Linked DNA regions of Homo sapiens: region 1 is linked to region 2. A link is a contact called in ENCODE Hi-C or POLR2A ChIA-PET data. All regions are on one chromosome and are shown on one strand. Each heading gives the region's core, a stretch centred on a gene start or an enhancer-like site at or near the end of the contact. The rest is flanking DNA. Distances are from core to core; before and after follow the strand shown.

The links. Hi-C counts contacts between places; a loop is a spot of excess contacts on that map. ChIA-PET counts read pairs that join two places held with the same protein, here RNA polymerase II (POLR2A). Pooled maps may share reads with other maps.
Region 1: a pooled map shows a loop between it and region 2 (2.2-fold over the local background). The contact joins two enhancer-like sites. A Hi-C loop is called at or near these places in 1 of 168 maps with a recorded cell type or tissue (Calu3) and 2 of 50 pooled maps. POLR2A ChIA-PET finds 5 or more read pairs at or near these places in 1 of 52 experiments (WTC11).

The regions. Positions count from the first base shown.
Region 1 is chr20:57,989,389-57,994,184 of GRCh38, forward strand. It overlaps LOC105372693 (a long non-coding RNA gene), which reads right to left. Exons shown (of 6, transcript XR_007067678.1): 3 at 1-10. Among named protein-coding and RNA genes, the nearest start is that of LINC01742, 12 kb to the right of the region's middle. Within about 2 kb of position 2,028, at least 6 of the 41 ENCODE cell types and tissues checked have a DNase peak (open chromatin) inside an H3K27ac peak, as active enhancers do.
Region 2 is chr20:57,746,113-57,750,717 of GRCh38, forward strand. No RefSeq gene overlaps it. Among named protein-coding and RNA genes, the nearest start is that of NKILA, 38 kb to the left of the region's middle. RefSeq lists enhancers at 1,561-2,420, 2,421-3,278. Within about 2 kb of position 2,684, at least 25 of the 41 ENCODE cell types and tissues checked have a DNase peak (open chromatin) inside an H3K27ac peak, as active enhancers do.

The DNA of each region.
Region 1 (4,796 bases), core at 778-3,277, 240 kb after region 2:
TTTCTGTGGTCTGAAATCATAATAATAATAGTTATTAATGTTTGACACAAAACATTAATGCATCCAGCACAGTTCTTAGCATGCAGTAAAACTCACAGAAAATGATATGACCACCATTGTTATTTGGGGTGAACACTGCAAGGTCCTCCACCAATATCCACTTTCTTTTTCTTCTTCACTAACAGAATCTCAATTTTATTCAAGCAGTAAATTGCGTTTCACAATAGGCACCTTAGTAGATGTGCCTGTTCAACAACGTTCGCCTTCCCAGACCTCCTGGAAACCAGAAATGACCATGTGACCATGGTCACAATCCTTTGGCAGCTTTCTCTCCTCAATAGAAAAAAAAAAAAAAGATTTTAGAATGTCCTTTCTTTCCTTTCCTCCCTTCTTTCTTCTTGGACTCTGGATGTGATGTCTGGAGACAAAGCAGCCATTTTGTTCTGGTGGGGATGAAAAGCACAGTGGAAGGATGGGTAAGAGGAGAGAAAGAAGGTGGCTGGGTTTCAGTAGCACTGTGGAGCCACTATTTGGATTGCCTGTGTCTGGGCTTCATGGTATGAAGCAGGTGGGAGGATTAAAGATCAATTTCTCTGACATACAGCCCAACATAGTCCTAACTAGTAATGCCGTCATCATAACGCTGTCATCATTATGATAGCTGTTGTTCCTGACCATCTCTGGCACATACTAAGGACTCATCCTGGGTCCTTGGTAAGCATTTGCTAATTTCCGTTGAACAGTTTGAAGGAAACTTAACCTGGGAAACAGAATTGACTATCAAGCTCCTTTAAAAAATGAGAATAAAAAGAAAACATAATCCAACTATCCACCAATAAAACCTACTAAATGCATTTTGACATGCAGCTTTTCATGTTTCTTTTTACAAACACATTTAAATATACACCTACTTGTAATGATAACGTGCACTGTGTATGGTTTTATAACCTGTTAATTTTCATGTATCTGTATATTACCATATTTTTCATGCCATTAAATTTTGCTTCTACAATAAAAATAACAAATCAGGTAATGAGATGAGCCTGATCCTTCACTTGCTTCAGTTTTGCCTTCCAAGAACTGTGTCTTTGCAACACTTATTTGAGCAGACATCACCCCCACAAATGCCTGAATGAACATTTCCTGTTGAAAAACTGCATCGGGAAAGACGTCAGAGCTGCTGGCTCACGTTTTCTGGAGAGCTTCTTACAATGCCCAGAGGAAACATGGGATAGTCACTCCTTTAACGGCTACTCATTATGTTCCTCCAAATACTGCTATGAAAAATTCACACCCATTTTCACAATGAATGCACATTTTTTTACAATGATGAAAATGATGTAAGACTTTAATTCTGAAGTTCTACTCCAGGACTTCAAATGCTTCTTGTCCTGCTTTGGTCCAAGGTCCTGCGTGTGTGGGAAGCCCTGTCTTCGGAAGGCAAGTGAATCAGAAATTACTTCTGAAACTGACTCCAATACTGATAATGTGCTGATAACAGAACGAATAGCATCCTTAGTATTTCTCACTTAATAAAATAAGACAAGAAATGATTTGGAAAAGCACCTGCGCCAAGTCACAGGGGCCAGGCTGCCTGAGGGACTCCCACCCCACCCTACCCCCACTGCACCCACCAGGGCAGCCTGTCCTTGTTCCCCAGCTAATTGTTCCTATGTCAGAAGGTGGATTCAGTGCTGCTGGATTTTTTAAGAGTGATTAGAAATATACATTTTTATTTGAAATCTTCCCATTTTTAAAGGTCAGCCACTTCTTAAAACCACAAAACCACTATTAAGAGCCACAAAATAAAACCAGTCCACAGGCAGAGGCGGGCCAGTGCTTGGAGTTAGCATGCCCTCCTTGCCAGCCTGTCTTGTTAGGGAGAGGACGGAGTTTCAGAAGAGACGTTGCCAGAGGGCCATCGCATTATGGTAATAGCCTTTTTGCTTAACTTCGGTTTGTCCACACCCAGTGCTTCAGGCACAAATGAGACAAATTAAAGGCATTCAGCTGGGAGCCAGCACACATTTTTTTAGTTAAGGAGCTGAGCGAGTCATTAACCGCCTAGGGCTGGTGGAAGGCGGGGGAGGCCCCAGCAAACCCAGGAGGTGCCCAGGACCCATGACCTCATTCTGTCCCAGCCCAAGTCTTCACTGCTTCATGAGGAGTTGTGACAGCGTGGCCTTCTCCAGCCCCACATGGCAACAGCAAGGCCAGGGAGGTGGGGAGCTCGCTGTTTCTGTTCCCCACAATCCAAGCCTCCAGACCCAGGTCTGGGATGACAGAGAAAATCCCAAAGAGTAGGCTTGCCGCACTTCACTGGCGTGGAGCACTGTGACTAATGCCCACACTTAGCCTGGTGCTCACTAAGCCCTGGCTGATACCACTGGGCGCTCACACTGTTGGGTGCCAAGGCCTTCCTGAGTCATCTTGCCTTCCCTCTAATTGAACAGCCTTCAACCTATATAGGATGATCAGCTCTTCTCGGTTCACAGGGGACTTTCCTGGTTTTGGTACTGAAAAGTCCCACATCCCCAGGAGCCCTTCATTCTGGGCAAACCAGGACACTTGGTCACTCTGAGTCTATGCAAAGCCCAGGGAGTTGATTTTGAATCCAAAATTGAGAAGTCCCATCCGACTGCAGAAGGGCATAATTTTAAAAAATCAGAACGTGGGCATTCCAGCTAGGTGGGCTGGAGTAAAGAATACTCGACTGGACTTTGCTTCCAAGGGTAGAAGGGCAGTACTGACCACAGCAGGATAGTCCTAGAAGCAGCTGGCCACCCTCCACAACCTTGCTACTCAAAGTGTGGTCCCCAGGTCAGCAGTATCAGCACCATCTGTGAACCTTTTAGAAATGCAGACTCTCAGGCCCCAGCCTGGACCAACTAGATCAGAATCTGCATTTTGAGAAGATGCTTGGGTGCCACATAGCACACAGGTTGGAGAGGTACTGTCTGTGGGTGCTGCGTTCTTACAGCTTAACTTGGTGAAAGGAGAGAATGGGGCTCCAGAGAGGTGTCGGGAACCTGAGCAGGTGCAAGAAGTCTCATTTCACCTCCCTGGGTTCCTGGAGGCTAAAGCTGTTCAGCTCCCAGAAAGGCAAGGAGGTCTGTCTACCAGGATAGAAGGACACAAATGAGTGACAACAGTTCCAGGCTACATGTCCCCTGACTATAGACCTTAGAGGACAAGGGACTTTGTGCATTTTTTTTATTACCCCCTCTGCCTAGATTTTCCAGGACCTTCCAGATAAAATGTACTAAATTCTGTATTAGATTGGAATGCTTTGGGCTGCAGGTATCAGAAACCCAACTAACAGTGGCTTAAACAAATAGAAGTTTATTGTTCTCACACAACGAGCAGGGAGGGGTGGGTGCTGTGTGGCTGGGGCATGGCTTGGCCATGCCGGCAGGGACAGAGGCTCTCCCTGCCTTCCCCTCTAGAATTCTAAGCACTTCCACTTTCTGTCCTCAGGTTGGTGGCCTTATGGCCTCAGGATGACCTGCTGCAGCTTGAAGCATCATGTTGATGCTTTCAAGACAAGAAAGGAAAAGGGGAAAGCCAATGAACATGACCTTCTTTTTCAGGAGAGCAAAATATTTCTTATAAATTGACCACCTACTTCAGCTCAAGCCTTGTTTGTGGTGCCGCAATGCCATCCGGACCGAAGAGAGTCTGGGAAATAAGTCACTGACAAGAGGGACAAGCAGCTGTGAGGAGCTCAGATCAATCCTGATCCATTGCCTAGAGCCAAAGAGAGCCAAGAGGGAGCCAGCCACGGCCCGGAGACGCCTCCTGTAGGTCTTCTGGTCTTTGCATAATGGCCCTGATCATGTTGGCTGTTCATTTACATTTCTGACCCCTTCTAGGTGATGGAACACTTAAAGGCAGTGAACATGTCTTAGTTGTCTCAATACGTCCCTGGTGCTAACATACCAGGCACAGAGTATGCTCAGTGGATATTTACAGAATGAATGAATGAGGATGCCCTCAGTGCCCATTAGCCAGAGCCACTCATCCCCAAATGTCTCGAGATGGTGGCATCGGCTTTATCTCACAATTGGCTTTATCTCCATAATAACTTATCTTTTCAAACTGGAACCAGGCTTCAGATAACTGGGGCAAAGTCATAGAGAATCATCTAGCTTGAGTCTGAAGTTTCAGTTCCATGGAGCCTGGCTTAGGAGTGCGATCAGAGGTGGTCAGCAGCTGCCAGACTCACCCACTCCCATGAGGCCGACTACATAAAAAGAAGGAACAAAATAAAAGCCAGCCTCTGGAGTCAGGTGAAGCCATTTGTTCTTAAGGGGAGTCACAGGCAAGGCTGCACTGTGTGCCTTAGAATGTCGCAGCTAATCATGGTCCATGAAACATGATGGGATGGAGCAAGTCAGACGATTCCGCCTGATATGTGCCATATGACAGCCGTTAAGTCGCTCGGTCTACTGGAAATAACATTTCATGGTGATCCAGGTAGGGGAATGCAGCCAAGAGCAGAGAGACTCCTCCCGTCTCGCTGGAGAACAGGAGGGGGTTGTTAGGGTGACGTCTGTCATTTTATGAGCCAAGTCAAGGCATATAAAAGCCAGGGAGGGCACAGGGTCTCCCCAGGAACTAATTTGGATGGGAAAAATAAAGATTTTATGTGCTGGCTCAGGCACTGGACTGAAAATCTCAAGAATCTAATCAGCGCCAGGTGGAGGGTGAAGCAGCTCAGTGGCTGGCGAGGACCCTGCGTGGGGCAGGCAGGACGTGGGGGCCACATGTCTCCGTGCTGGAGATGCATCAGGCTG
Region 2 (4,605 bases), core at 1,434-3,933:
GGATTCTGGGTGCTCAATAGCTACTCGTGTCTTGCTATTGCCATGTCAGACAGCACAGATCCGGATAGATTGCACCACTGTGTTTGGAACTCATTTCTTTCTGCGCCTCAGTTTCCTTAGTTGCCAAGGGCGCATCATTAGGTGGGTCTGGCAGGGCCATTCCAGACTCCCTGAGACAGCGTGCTTGATGCATGGTAATTGGCAAGTCCATCACTGTCGCCAGATTGGAATCGCTGCCCTGTGCATGCCAGCCGGGTGAACCTGGGCACGTTCCCCCTCCCCAGCTCAGGATGTGGAATGCACCTGCCAACCACCACCTCACAGGCTGCTGCGGGGACCAAAGGAGATGCGGGCAGGGGGAGGGTGTCGTGCGGGCAAAGGACAGGGCATCCCGTACGCACAAGTCAGCTGCTGGTGTTCACAGGGCTTTGCTTTCACTCTGTAATGCCTGCCCCCTCTGGGGATGTCTTGGATCTCCCACTTGAACATGGAGGCAGTGACTGTCCATCCTGACCTCTCAGTGTTAAGACTCTGGGAAGTATCATTATCTCTTCATATTTATAGCCCCTAGAACTGTCCCTGGTATGCAGTAGGCACTTAATAATCATTAAATAACTGAATGAATGAATGTACGAATAAATGAATACCTATGTGAAAGGAGCCATTCTGCTGTCTTGTCCTTTGGGAAGGGCAGAGATTTGAAGCTGGGTGGGGACTTGGGGGCTCCTCCTACCTTTGCCTGATGGGCTCATGATCTGCTGGGCGAGACCACTCAGGCCAACTCTTAAAGCCCAGAGCCCCTCGGGATCTGCTCTAGTTCTACCAAGGGGTTTCACCCTCCCTGGTACTGGGCTCTGGGTGGACCAGAAGGTCTGTGTACTCCCAGAGGGGCCAGCAGAGTGGCCTGTGAATGACCTCTCCCCCACCCCCACCCCAGCCAGGACTGTTTACTCCTAATACATTAGATTTCCAGATGGGAATCATTTGGGCAATCGTGCACTTTTATATCCTTGAAAGGAAAAGAGAAAATGGCAATGCTTCCCTTTCTGCCCTTCCCCTCAAGGTCTGCCAGGATGACATCAGACCCCCAACCTCACCAGGGGGCTTCCTCACCAGGGGTTGGCGGGGACCAGAGGGGCAGAGCTTTGAGGGAGGCCGGAGAGAGGGCCTGCCCCTTCCCCTGCTTCCCAAAAAGGAAATCATGAACTTGGAAATGTTGGAAGCATGTCCTCTGTTAACCTTCTGCACACCTCAGTCGTCTGCACTTCACCGTCATACTTTCTGCCATGTCTGGCTGCCACTCATACTATTTCTTCGCTTTTTTCTTTAAGATAAGTTAACAAAGTTTTTATATAGCATTAAAAATGTTTTCATTATGGAAAATTTTAAATACATACAAAAGTGGCCTGAATAATATAATGTAATCTAATCTAATACAATATACTCATAATATATAATGTATGTATTATATATAACATGTCATATTAAATGTTGCAATATAAGATACAATATTTGAAATGATATGTAATATACCCATCACTTCGCTTCAAAAAGTGTCCACTCGTGGCTGATCTTGTTTCTTCCATGTCTTCACTCGCTCCTCCACTGCAGATTACTCTGAGGCATACCCCAGAAATCATGTCTTTGCATCCACAAATATTTCAGTATCTCTCTCCCTCTGAAATGTTCGACTAACTTACAAAACTTAATTTGTCTTAAAAGTGAACTCTGTATCACTACCCTAAGAGGAAATCTGGGTAACTTTCCAAAACTAGATGGAAAAATAAACACCGCGAAAGTAAAATAGTGTTACCCATGTCTACGTGAGCGTGAGCCTGCTCTCTTGGTTCAAAAAAGGAATCCAAGTGCTCAGGGAGTGTTGAGGACAAGTTGGCACCCAACTGAGACTTTCTCCTTCACAGATAATTAGGAAGGGTGAAAGACAATTGGGAGGGGAAAACTTTCTCTCTGTTTGGTTCGTTGTTACCTGATACTGAACCATAACCTCACTCCTACCGGCACGTCTGCCCGGGGTGCCGGCCACTCCTGGGTGCCACAGCTGCAAGCATAGGCACCCACGGGCAGGGCTGGCTTTCAGGGACGTGCTGCTGCTGGTGCAGGAGGCCCGCCTGGGTTCAGATCCTGGCGTAGCCCTTCCTGAGTATGTGAGCTTGGGCACACAGCAAACTCCCCGGCCTCAGTTTCCTCATCAGGGAAATGGGGGCAGGAGTAGTGGTACCACGCATGGCTGTTGTGAGGCTCACGAGATATTCCAAGTATAGAGTTTAGAACGGAGCGTGACAGAGCAAAATCTCAATGAATGGCAGCTGGTGGTGGTGTTGTTTTTATTGTTATTATTACTAGCAGCTAAGTAGACATCCCGATTTCTTCCAAAGTGTCCCCTCAACAGTGGAGCTGGAGTTACCTTTTCTCCCTGGTCTTCCTGGTGGGGGCTAAGTCTTGCCCTTTCTCCTGCCCCAGGCATTTTGGTTTCTGAATTCCTGGAACTTTGCACCGCAGCATCGGGGCTCTCATGATCCCCTGAGCCACTTAGCCTGCCAGCCTGTGAGTCACCTCTGTCTACTGGGGAAAACCAAGCGGCCCAGAAAAAAAAATTCCAGACTCCCATGGGCGTCCCCAGCTGCCTGCTGCCGGGATGAGCAGCGCCACCGCCACCCCCATCCCTGCCAGACAGCTGGGCAGGCTGCCAGGTCCGCGGCTCACACCCAGGATGGCAGCAGACAGCTCCACTGGGCTGGGCTCTGCGTGTGTGTGCGTGTGTGTGTGCGCGCGCGTGTGTGTGCACGCGTGCGCCGCGTTCTTTCCCCTCTGCTGGCCTGGGTTGTTTCGCTCTGGGCTGCGCATTCATTTTTAGATTCCGGCCTCCTCCCTCCCCGCCATCTCCCGCTTCTATTCTTAGAAAGCAAACTGGGGTGTGCTTGGGCTTCGCAGGGAAGTCAGACAGAAGTTTGCCCACGTGCTCCGGCCGCCTGAGATATGGAGTTAATTAAAAAGGAGGCTTTGAGCGGCAGGTTCATTGGCCGGAAACGCAGCTGGCGGGGGCCAGGGCGAGCCTGGGGTGCCCGGCCCCCCTGCTCTAGGTGGACTTGGGGAGCTGAGTGGAGGCTCTGCCCAGCCCAGCTCCCAGGGCCTGAGAGGGCAAGGCTCTTGGGAGGGCCTGCCCTGCCTGGATGGGTTGGGGTGGCCGTGAGTGTTGGTTAAATATGAACTCTTCAAGCATGTTGAGCTGCTGAGAGATTTTTAATTAGATAAATAAATTGTAAAGGGTTTGGAGGAGGGTTGCCTTCAGGAAGCTGAGCTGGCTGAAATGTGCTGTCTGCGGAAGGAAGCCGACCTTCCTCAATGCCAGCCTGGCAGTGCAAGGGCAGGAAGGCAGGGAGAGAGGAGAGGAGGGAGGGAGGGGTGAAGGGAGAGAGATGGGAGGAGGAGGAGGGTCTGGGGGTACTGGAGTGTCTCAGTGTCAGAGGCGTTGGAACCAGAGCGACTCCATCTTGAGTGAGGGCTGGAAAATGAGGCCGAGACCTGCTGGGCTGCGTTCCCAGAAAGTCAGGCATTCTGAGCCTCTAGATGTTTATGGTTAAGGAACAAATTAATAATGTTTACTAAACAGACCCAGACTTGGGAGTGTCCAGATATCCTGATATCTGGAGAACAAAGGCATTCCTAATTTTACTTTAAAGATAATAATATCGATTCTTGTAAAATACAGTAATTAAGAAAACTAATCCTTTATCACAAACCCTCGTAGCAGAGCACATCTGCCCATATATACAAGCATTGTACCTAGGGTGGACGCGTTCCTCCTCTTACTTTCGGGAATGTCCTCCTCTGTCTGTGGAGTAGCTGTCCTTTCACCACTTGACTTTCTTAGTAAATTTGCTTTTACTTTGCACTGTGGACTCACCCTTTCTTGCGCAACTGCGATCCAAGAACCTTCACTTGGGGTCTGGATGGGGACCGCTTTCCTGTAACAGCAGAAGAGAGTGAGCAGCTGGAAGGAAATGTGCCTGAAGAGAGGGGGAGTGCCTGGTTGAAGGAACCAGCCTGAATGGGTTCAAAATCCTGGCTCTGAATTTTCCAGTTGTGTAACCTTGGTCACAGCACTTAACCTCTCTGTGTGCCCATTTGCTTATCTGTGAAATGGGCACGTTTATCATAATGGTGCCCCTCTTTAACTTAAGACAAAGGGCTTCAGCAGCATCTGGCACAAAGCAGGGATTATGAAGTCACCCAAATTTATGTCTGCAGCAGGGAACAGAGGAAAAACAGAGGCAAGGACCCTATGGTGTTTAGAGACAATGGTTACCCCTCTCTGTCTTAGCCCAGCAAATCCCAGCGGCATTGCACGTAGGAAGGGGAGGCAGCCCTATCAGGACTTAATCTTCTTGGAGAAGAAGCAGGTGAGACCAAGAGGGTTCCTTCTCTGGGGCTGATCCTCCATTGACTGAAAGAGATACAACATTCTCTGAGAGCTCAGAAGCCTTCTCCTCCAGGAAACATTCCCTGACAGCCAGCTCCGTGCAGTGGCTCCCTCCTCTCCCCTTACCATACATCGTACTGTAGGACAGTGTCTCTCTCTTATTT